3 separate regions of the Mus musculus genome follow, and regions 2 and 3 are each linked to region 1. A link is a loop called in an ENCODE intact Hi-C map of the cell type or tissue named here. Cell type or tissue: heart. All regions are shown on one strand. Region 1 holds the start of Snx13 (sorting nexin 13). Region 2 overlaps Snx13 (sorting nexin 13). Region 3 overlaps Snx13 (sorting nexin 13).

Region 1 (2,500 bases):
AGAATCCTCTCTGGGTATCCGAATCAAGACAGTACCCTTGTATTAGCACACTAGTTTCCTGTGAAAAGATCAAAACTCTAATAAGTTTTATCAAAAAGATATTTCATGCTAATATATTATAGACACCACTGAAAAGTTACTAATACTGATGTAAGAGCAGCTGCTCACTTAAGTATCAGAGTAAAATAAACTTGGGATGCTACTTGCTTTTTAAATCCACAACTAAGGACAATGTATAACCATAGTCTGTGACAATGTAAGTAACTTCGGAAATATGTAGAATTAGGAAACGTAAAGTGAACGTCTAACTCCTAGAAATGTGTAGTTCCTAAGTTAACAATCAACCAATAGGGGTTTCCCAGGCACGTCGTGTTTGCCAGAATCTGGGCACAGATGAAAACAGATACTAAGGTACAAGGCACTTAGTTAGACGAGTTCCCAAAACTTGGAGAACCCAGTGTGTCCTATTGTGCCATCGCTTTTCACACAGTAAAATCCACTTGTTTCCAATGTTTCCATTTCAAAATGTCCTTTTTGGCCCGTGTAGGACTGCTTCCCAGTGACCATCAACGTGGTTTAGTACCCTCACATCAGCTCCCAAAGATGTTCAAACCGGTCCCTGACATTAGGATCCTCACAGAACCTTAAGGGAGCAGCCTCTGGGATTTTATCCAATCTACAAGCGTCAGACATCCAACACCTGCAATAGACCATTCGCCCAGCTATGTCACCTCTGGTCACTAAACTAGCTGCACCGATTAAGTTCTTCCCCCTAAAGTACTGCTAGTGCAGGCAAACTCTACTTCTTCAAACGTCTGGTTTTTGCACTGGACAGTGGGCACTAAGGAAGGGGAAACTGATTGGTTCGTCGTTGCTGCCCTACTTCCATTTCAGGTCAAATGAGAAAAACTGTTCCCACAGAGAGAAGCAAGGGGGCCATCCGCGGGTCAGGAAGGTGGATGCCAAACTGAACTTTGGGATCAGGGACTGAAGGAACGTGACGGGATGTGGGGGCAGGGGAGGAGGGCGCGAGGCCAGCGAGTGTGGCTGGAGGAACCTGGCTCACTTCGCGGAGCAGCCAATGTAGGGCTCAGGCCGGCTGCCACCGCCAGGAGGTTGACCCGACCCAGCCGGGAGGGGAAGGGCCCTGCAAGCCGGGGACACCGACAAGGGCCAGCACCGGGACGCGGGGACCACGACCGCCTCGGGGCAGGCGGAGCGGACTCCAGGAAGGAGCGACAGCTCGGGCGAAGGGGAGCGGCGGCAGGAGGAGGTGGAACTCTGCCGAGTCAGCACCGCGCCCACTCGGTGGCACTTGTGGGAACCCGGCGGCTGCCAGCCCGGCCGGCCGGGCCTCGGCTCCGGTCGGGCCCAGCGCCGGGAGCGGCGTCGGTGACGGGCGGGCTGGCGCCGGCCGCTCACCCGCCTCTCAGGTAAACAGTGGGCGCCGCTTACCTCTGTTAACATCATTACACCCCGGGGGAGTGAGGTCCTCCCTAGCCTCGCCGCATGGCAATAGCCGTAGCAGCAGCGGAAACTGCCCGGGCCGCCGCCAACGGCGGCAACTGCTGCTTCAGTCCTGTCCCGGGCGGCGGCTTTACTCGGCTTCGCTGGCTTCCCCCCGGCCCGGCTGCTCGCGACGGACGCGCCGCCATCTTGGAAGAGCGACGTCCGCGTCTCCCCGCGACGTGCGCTCCCATTGGCTGGCGCGCCGGGCGCGAGCGTCTTGTGACTGTCTCCATGGCGCCGGCGCGCGCAGGGTCGGCGGCGGGGGCTGGGCCGCGCGCGACCCGGGACCTCCTCTGCGGGCTGGATCCCGGGCCACCGTGGTGGCGGGTTTGCGGGCTGGTGGCGCAGCGGAGGCTGGGTGCCGGCGGAGAAACTGGCATCTCGCGTCTCCCCGACCCTGTGGAGCCCGTAGAGTGCTCGGGACACTCGGCTGCGGTCCCCTCCGCAGCGCGGTGACCTGAAACTGCCGCCCGCGCCGCGCCTCATTCCGAAACTTCGGCCGAAACTTGCCTCTGTTGCTCCCAGCGCTCAGTAAGTCCTGTGCTGGGTGCGCGACAGGTTGTAGACGCGATCAGGGCAGATCGCCTTCACCCCGATCCTGGCAGAGTTAAGGGCTACTGCTTTGCTGATTGGCCAGAACCTGCTCAAGCCTGAAGGCTTAGTGTTTCTTTCATAGTCTTAAAAATCAAGCAGCTTTTGCCCGGTAGCTGTAGTCTCTATGGCTTTATTGGGAATTCAAAAAAAAAAAATATATATATATATATATGTTTATATATCACAGTGAACGCATTTCAGCATGTGTCTCTGTAAGTAGTTACGAATAAAATGAGACTGAACTCCGAAGTTCTGTGGCTAGAACTGCTGATACCGTGACAACTATCTCGGTCCACTTCTACAGGAATGACAGTAAAAATCACTCGCTTCTTCCTGAATTGCCCGTGAAGTAGTTTTCTTTTCATGCCTCTGCTGTTACAAACCAATTTACAGTGAA
Region 2 (2,500 bases), 65 kb before region 1:
GGTAACCCAATCACAAAAGAAGTCACTTGATATGCACTCACTGATAAGTGGATATTAGCCCAGAAACTTAGAATACCCAATATAAAATTTGCAATACACAAGAAAACCAAGAAGACGGAAGACCAACATGTGGATACTTCATTCATCCTTAGAATAGGGAACAAAATACCCCAAGGAAGGAGTTACAGAGACAAAGTTGGACCATCCAGAGACTACCCCACCCAGGGATCCATCCCATAATCAGCCACCAAACCCAGACACTTGCATATGTCAGCAAGATTTTGCTGAAAGGACCCTGGTATAGCTGTCTCGAGTGAGGCTATGCCAGTGCCTGGCCAATACAGAAGTGGATGCTCACAGTCATCTATAGGATGAAACACAGGGCCCCCAATGGCTAGAGAAAGTACCCAAGGAGCTGAAGGGATCTGCAACCCTATAGGTGGAACAAAAATATGAACTAATCAGTACCCCCAGAGCTCGTGTCTCTAGCTGCATATGTAGCAGAACATGGCCTAGTCAGCCATCTTTGCCCCAGTACAGGGGAACACCAGGGCCAAGAAGTGGGAGTGGGTGGGTAGGGGAGCAGGGCGGGGGTAGGGTATAGGGAACTTTTGGGATAGCATTTGAAATGTAAAAGTAGAAAATATCTAATAAAAATTTTTTAAAAAATAGGTGAAGAAATAACCGACAGATAACTTAGTTCAGAAGTCTAGCAGACATTAAAGTATAAAATGCATCTCTAGTACCACTGAGAATCACAAGAAAACAAAGCCAATTTTAAAAATGCAGATTATCTCATATCAAAATCTCTTTTCACTATCTAAAATGTAAACTAAGTGAAATTCAATTGATGCATGTAGCTGTATAATTCAGCAAGTACGAATAGCAAAAATACTTCACAATCTGGGAACAGTGAGAGGACAAGGAAGAAAACTGTAATTTCTAATACTTGTTAACATTATTAAATTGATGATCATGATCAGGATTTTATTTTATGTATTTATTTTTAATGATCTATCTATCTGTCTGTCTGTCTGTCTGTCTGCCTGCCTGCCTGCCTGCCTACCTATCTATCTTTGCCTAGTGCAGAGTCCTAGGTTACTCAATCCATTAAAGTATAGGTGAGACTTTGAGGAATGTGTACAGTTCCATCTGCCTTTGTATGTATGCCAACTCTTGAGTGCAAGAAAGCAAACACAGATCAGAGATCTTCATAAAAAGAGAGAGAGAGAGAGAGAGAGATGGGAATTAGGAAAGAGATTATCAGCAACATTCAAGCACAAAGAGGAAAGGACTGGCTTTTAGAAGTATTTTCAAATGTTAACAGGGGCAACCTTAGAAAAGAAAAATATCCAAATATACCAGCACCCAAACACTACAGTACTCAATGAAGAATGTGCCTCAAGGAAAAAAAATTGAAAATATAATCATAAAACAAACTGAATGCAATAATGAATGTAAAAATAACAGGGATATTACAACAACCTATATTTAAAAGTAGTGGTTTCTACAAAGTCTCTTACCAGTGTCTGAAATGTAGGCATGAAGTTGTACAGAATCATCAGAAGTCACACTTGAAAGGTCATCTAAAGACTGAAAGAAAAAATTGGGGAACAAAATATCACAGGAAAAGTATTAAGAATTGTAAACCACATGTCCACCATTCATATCACCTCACATACCTTCTATAGTACATGTTCTTCCACCCCACCTTTTACCATGATGCTCTTCATTTACACTGAGGGAGCTAGATAAGGAGGCTACATTCCTGTGCTCCTGGCACTTGGGAAGCTTAGCACATAGATATTATCTACCTTAGATGCACATTTCTCATTAGCTTATCTCAGACCCCTAAGACAATACTGAAAGTCATTAGTGAGTGTAATGCAAATGAGCGAAATGCAGTCATCCTTTCCACACGTAGTTATTTTATACAACAAATACATCCCACAAAATAACTAAAACAAGTATTTACTGACAACTAATAAAACCAAAGTTCTCAAGATAAAATGGCTTTAATAACAGTTTCATATACTTCAAGTCACTGACTTCTAATATGATATTTGATCTAGAGATTTCTGGATCTCTCTTGTAAAAGCTCCTACTTCAGAGATGGAGCAAAAACCATATTTTATAGTTTAGATATTTGTATAAACACCATAAATAGGAATATTCAAATATTTACAAAGCTGGAATATTTATAATATTGGAATATTATGTTTTATACACACACACACACATATACATATATATGTAGGTGTATGCATATGTGTACATATATATGTGTGTGTGTATACATTTCTTCCTAACAGTATTTTAGGAGATAAGTTATCCAATGGCAAGAGCAGATATATAGGAGAAATAATGTGTTCATTATTGAGCATAACATCAAATATCACCAGTGGAGTTTATAGGCTAAAAACCTATCATTCTTAATTCTTAACCTAAATAATGAGATATTATTGCTATAAAATTCTGAACACAAATATTTTTTGTAATG
Region 3 (2,500 bases), 55 kb before region 1:
AAACCACAGAAGCAACCCGAGATTCCTATGAGGACATGTGGACATGCAAAGGGTACTGGGAACATGCACATGCACACATGTGTTTATGTATGTGACGGCCTTTGGAAGGAGAAAAATTCTGACAGATGCTACAACGTGGAAGAATCCTGAGGTCACTTTCATAAGCGGGAAGTCGGCCTTATCACAGAAGAATCAGAGTAGAGAGATAGACACAGGATGCTTGTACCTCAACGATATATGTAATATCACTGAACTATACACTTTTTATTAAGTTTTGGAGTTTTCTGTTACATTTATTTTTACCACAAGTTTAAAATCCAAAAAAATTTAGTGTCCCTATTATTTAAATAAAGTTTTACCTACCCATAAAAAATTGTAGTGCAACATTGTCTACAAGAATGCTGTCCAAGGGGACTGTACAAAGTTTCCCAAAGTTTGCTGCTAGCTTCACAGTATTTATTTCCTACAAACACAAGTGAATACAAGTAAGGACTTCAGTCATCAATCATTAAGGTAGGATGTTTATATGAATATAAGAAAATGCAATAGTCTATCAAAATGTGACAAAAGCAAAGACTGTATTATGGTTCCTAATAAAAACTCTGCTCAGTAACCCTAAGTGCCTATTCGTTGTAAGAAATAGTTACCAAATAATAATTTAAAATATAACACTCATTTTCCCCAATATAAGATAATCTATATCATTGTTTTTTCATGTACTCTCTATTTCTACACATTCCACAATAAAACAAATGTTACAGGAAATAAAAGCAAAAGACTATGTTTGAATGTTTCATGTGCCTAAAAATCCATAATGGACCTCATGAACTTTACATTTTGATTAGCATTTATCTAACAGCTTCCTGTTATATAAAAATATATCCAAAAAGCAATGTTGCTTCTTACAGAGTAAAACCTCTGTTACTATTAAACTATATATTTCTTTCAGACTATAAGAGATAAAATATAGTCAAAGCAATACAGGAAGAGAAGAGGCTCAAAGTGTAATGAGCATTTAGTGCCAGGCACTACCCTGGATCCATTCCACATATTACTTTATTTAAGCTGAACAGCAATCCTGTTGGTGAGTATCAACCTGACTTTACAGACAAGGAAAACAACACCAGAAAGGTTAGTTATGGTCTAAACTGATCATGCATGTGGGAGGGTCCGGCCCGCCGTGGGCAGCAAGAGCACTAGACGGCTTGAGTCTGTACTGTATGAGGAACTGGCATTGTGAGCCAAAGAGCAAGTCAGTAAGCAGCATTCTTTCACGGTTTCCAAGCTAATTCCTACCCTGACTTCTCTTAATTACAAATTGTGACCTAAAAGTGTAAGACAAAATCCTCCCTTCTCTAAGTTGTTTTTGATCAGTGTTATCCCAGCAAAGAAAGGCAAGCAAGAACACATGTGAAAGTGCAATTTGACCATCAACATACACTCATCTCATCTCCAACTGGGCTTCAGATTATGTTCCTATGAACTTACTGAAGCATTGTGGGCTAGCAGTAGACCAATATACTATGCTGTACCATTCCCTGCTAGAACAATTTGCACATCAGATGTTGGCAGTGCGTGTACAGATGCTGTGCTGACTACCATATCACTCTATATGCTCATAAGTAGGCTCAGAAATTAAACCTCTGCTGCTTCTAACAACCATCATCAATATTTGGGTGTTTTGTACTTATTTTTGTCCTGATTCACCAAGTGTTTCTGAAACAGCTGTCAAATTCATCTTATCTTCACATAAATTTCACTAATTATTGCTTAATGCAAACATTATTCTTGACAACTTTAACAAACACCATTCTATAAAATGAGACTTCTCTCCATAGCTTAACAGAGATCAGCAGAGTCCTGCAACACTGCAAAGGGGAACCTTTCAAAAGCAGTGTTAAAATCAATCTTCCAGAATGCTTTAGAAAGAATAATACTATATCATATAAAGTTATTGTTTTGGGGCTAAAAATACACTCAGTTGGCAAAGTGCTTGTTGTGCAAGCTTGAAGATCCCCAGAACTCATACAAAAAAAGCCAGCCACAGAGGTTTGTCTCTACACCCCAAGTACTGGAGGATGATACAGGAGAGACAGGTTACTTTCAGAGCACAGTGGCCAGCATCTGCAGTTCTCAGGTGAGCTCCAGGTTCACTGAAAGATCCTACCTCTAAATAAGGTGGAAAACAATGGAAGACACTTCTAGCACACATACACACGCGCACACAGATACACATGAGCAGTGCAGGCACACACATGCATGTGCCCTTTTTGTTTAAGTCCTGTTGTAAATAACTTCATTAATTAATATCCTATGTTTTACCACAAACTAGACATTTTAATCACAACAAAGTATTTACAACTAGGCATTATTTTACAAGTATGTTATACTTACTTTGCCTGACTGTAACCGCTGTATTCTTGAATCACATACTTTCTTTACAAATAATAAGCTATTTATTTGATTTTTGATAGTGTTGATATCTGGAAAAAAACAGATT

What was found. Peaks named below come from ENCODE experiments on the same cell type or tissue, not always from the same donor. Only the 100,000 strongest peaks of a DNase experiment are listed, where the experiment ranks them.
Region 2: a loop joins it to region 1, with 2.2 times the contacts of the local background. A loop is called at or near these places in 2 of 42 quality-filtered maps.
Region 3: a loop joins it to region 1, with 2.1 times the contacts of the local background. A loop is called at or near these places in 3 of 42 quality-filtered maps.

The regions. Positions count from the first base shown.
Region 1 is chr12:35,046,367-35,048,866 of GRCm38, reverse strand. It overlaps Snx13 (sorting nexin 13), which reads right to left and starts at 1,678. Exons shown (of 26, transcript NM_001014973.2): 1 at 1,456-1,678. The coding sequence starts at 1,470. In heart, a CTCF peak has its summit at 1,109; DNase peaks (open chromatin) are centred at 1,076 and 1,726; H3K4me3 peaks cover 2,500 bases; H3K27ac peaks cover 1,958 bases.
Region 2 is chr12:35,111,528-35,114,027 of GRCm38, reverse strand. It overlaps Snx13 (sorting nexin 13), which reads right to left. Exons shown (of 26, transcript NM_001014973.2): 17 at 1,524-1,593. Among named protein-coding and RNA genes, the nearest start is that of Snx13, 66 kb to the right of the region's middle. In heart, no CTCF peak of the experiment used is centred here; no DNase peak of the experiment used is centred here.
Region 3 is chr12:35,101,004-35,103,503 of GRCm38, reverse strand. Snx13 (sorting nexin 13) reads right to left here. Exons shown (of 26, transcript NM_001014973.2): 11 at 2,395-2,483; 12 at 364-463. Among named protein-coding and RNA genes, the nearest start is that of Snx13, 55 kb to the right of the region's middle. In heart, no CTCF peak of the experiment used is centred here; no DNase peak of the experiment used is centred here.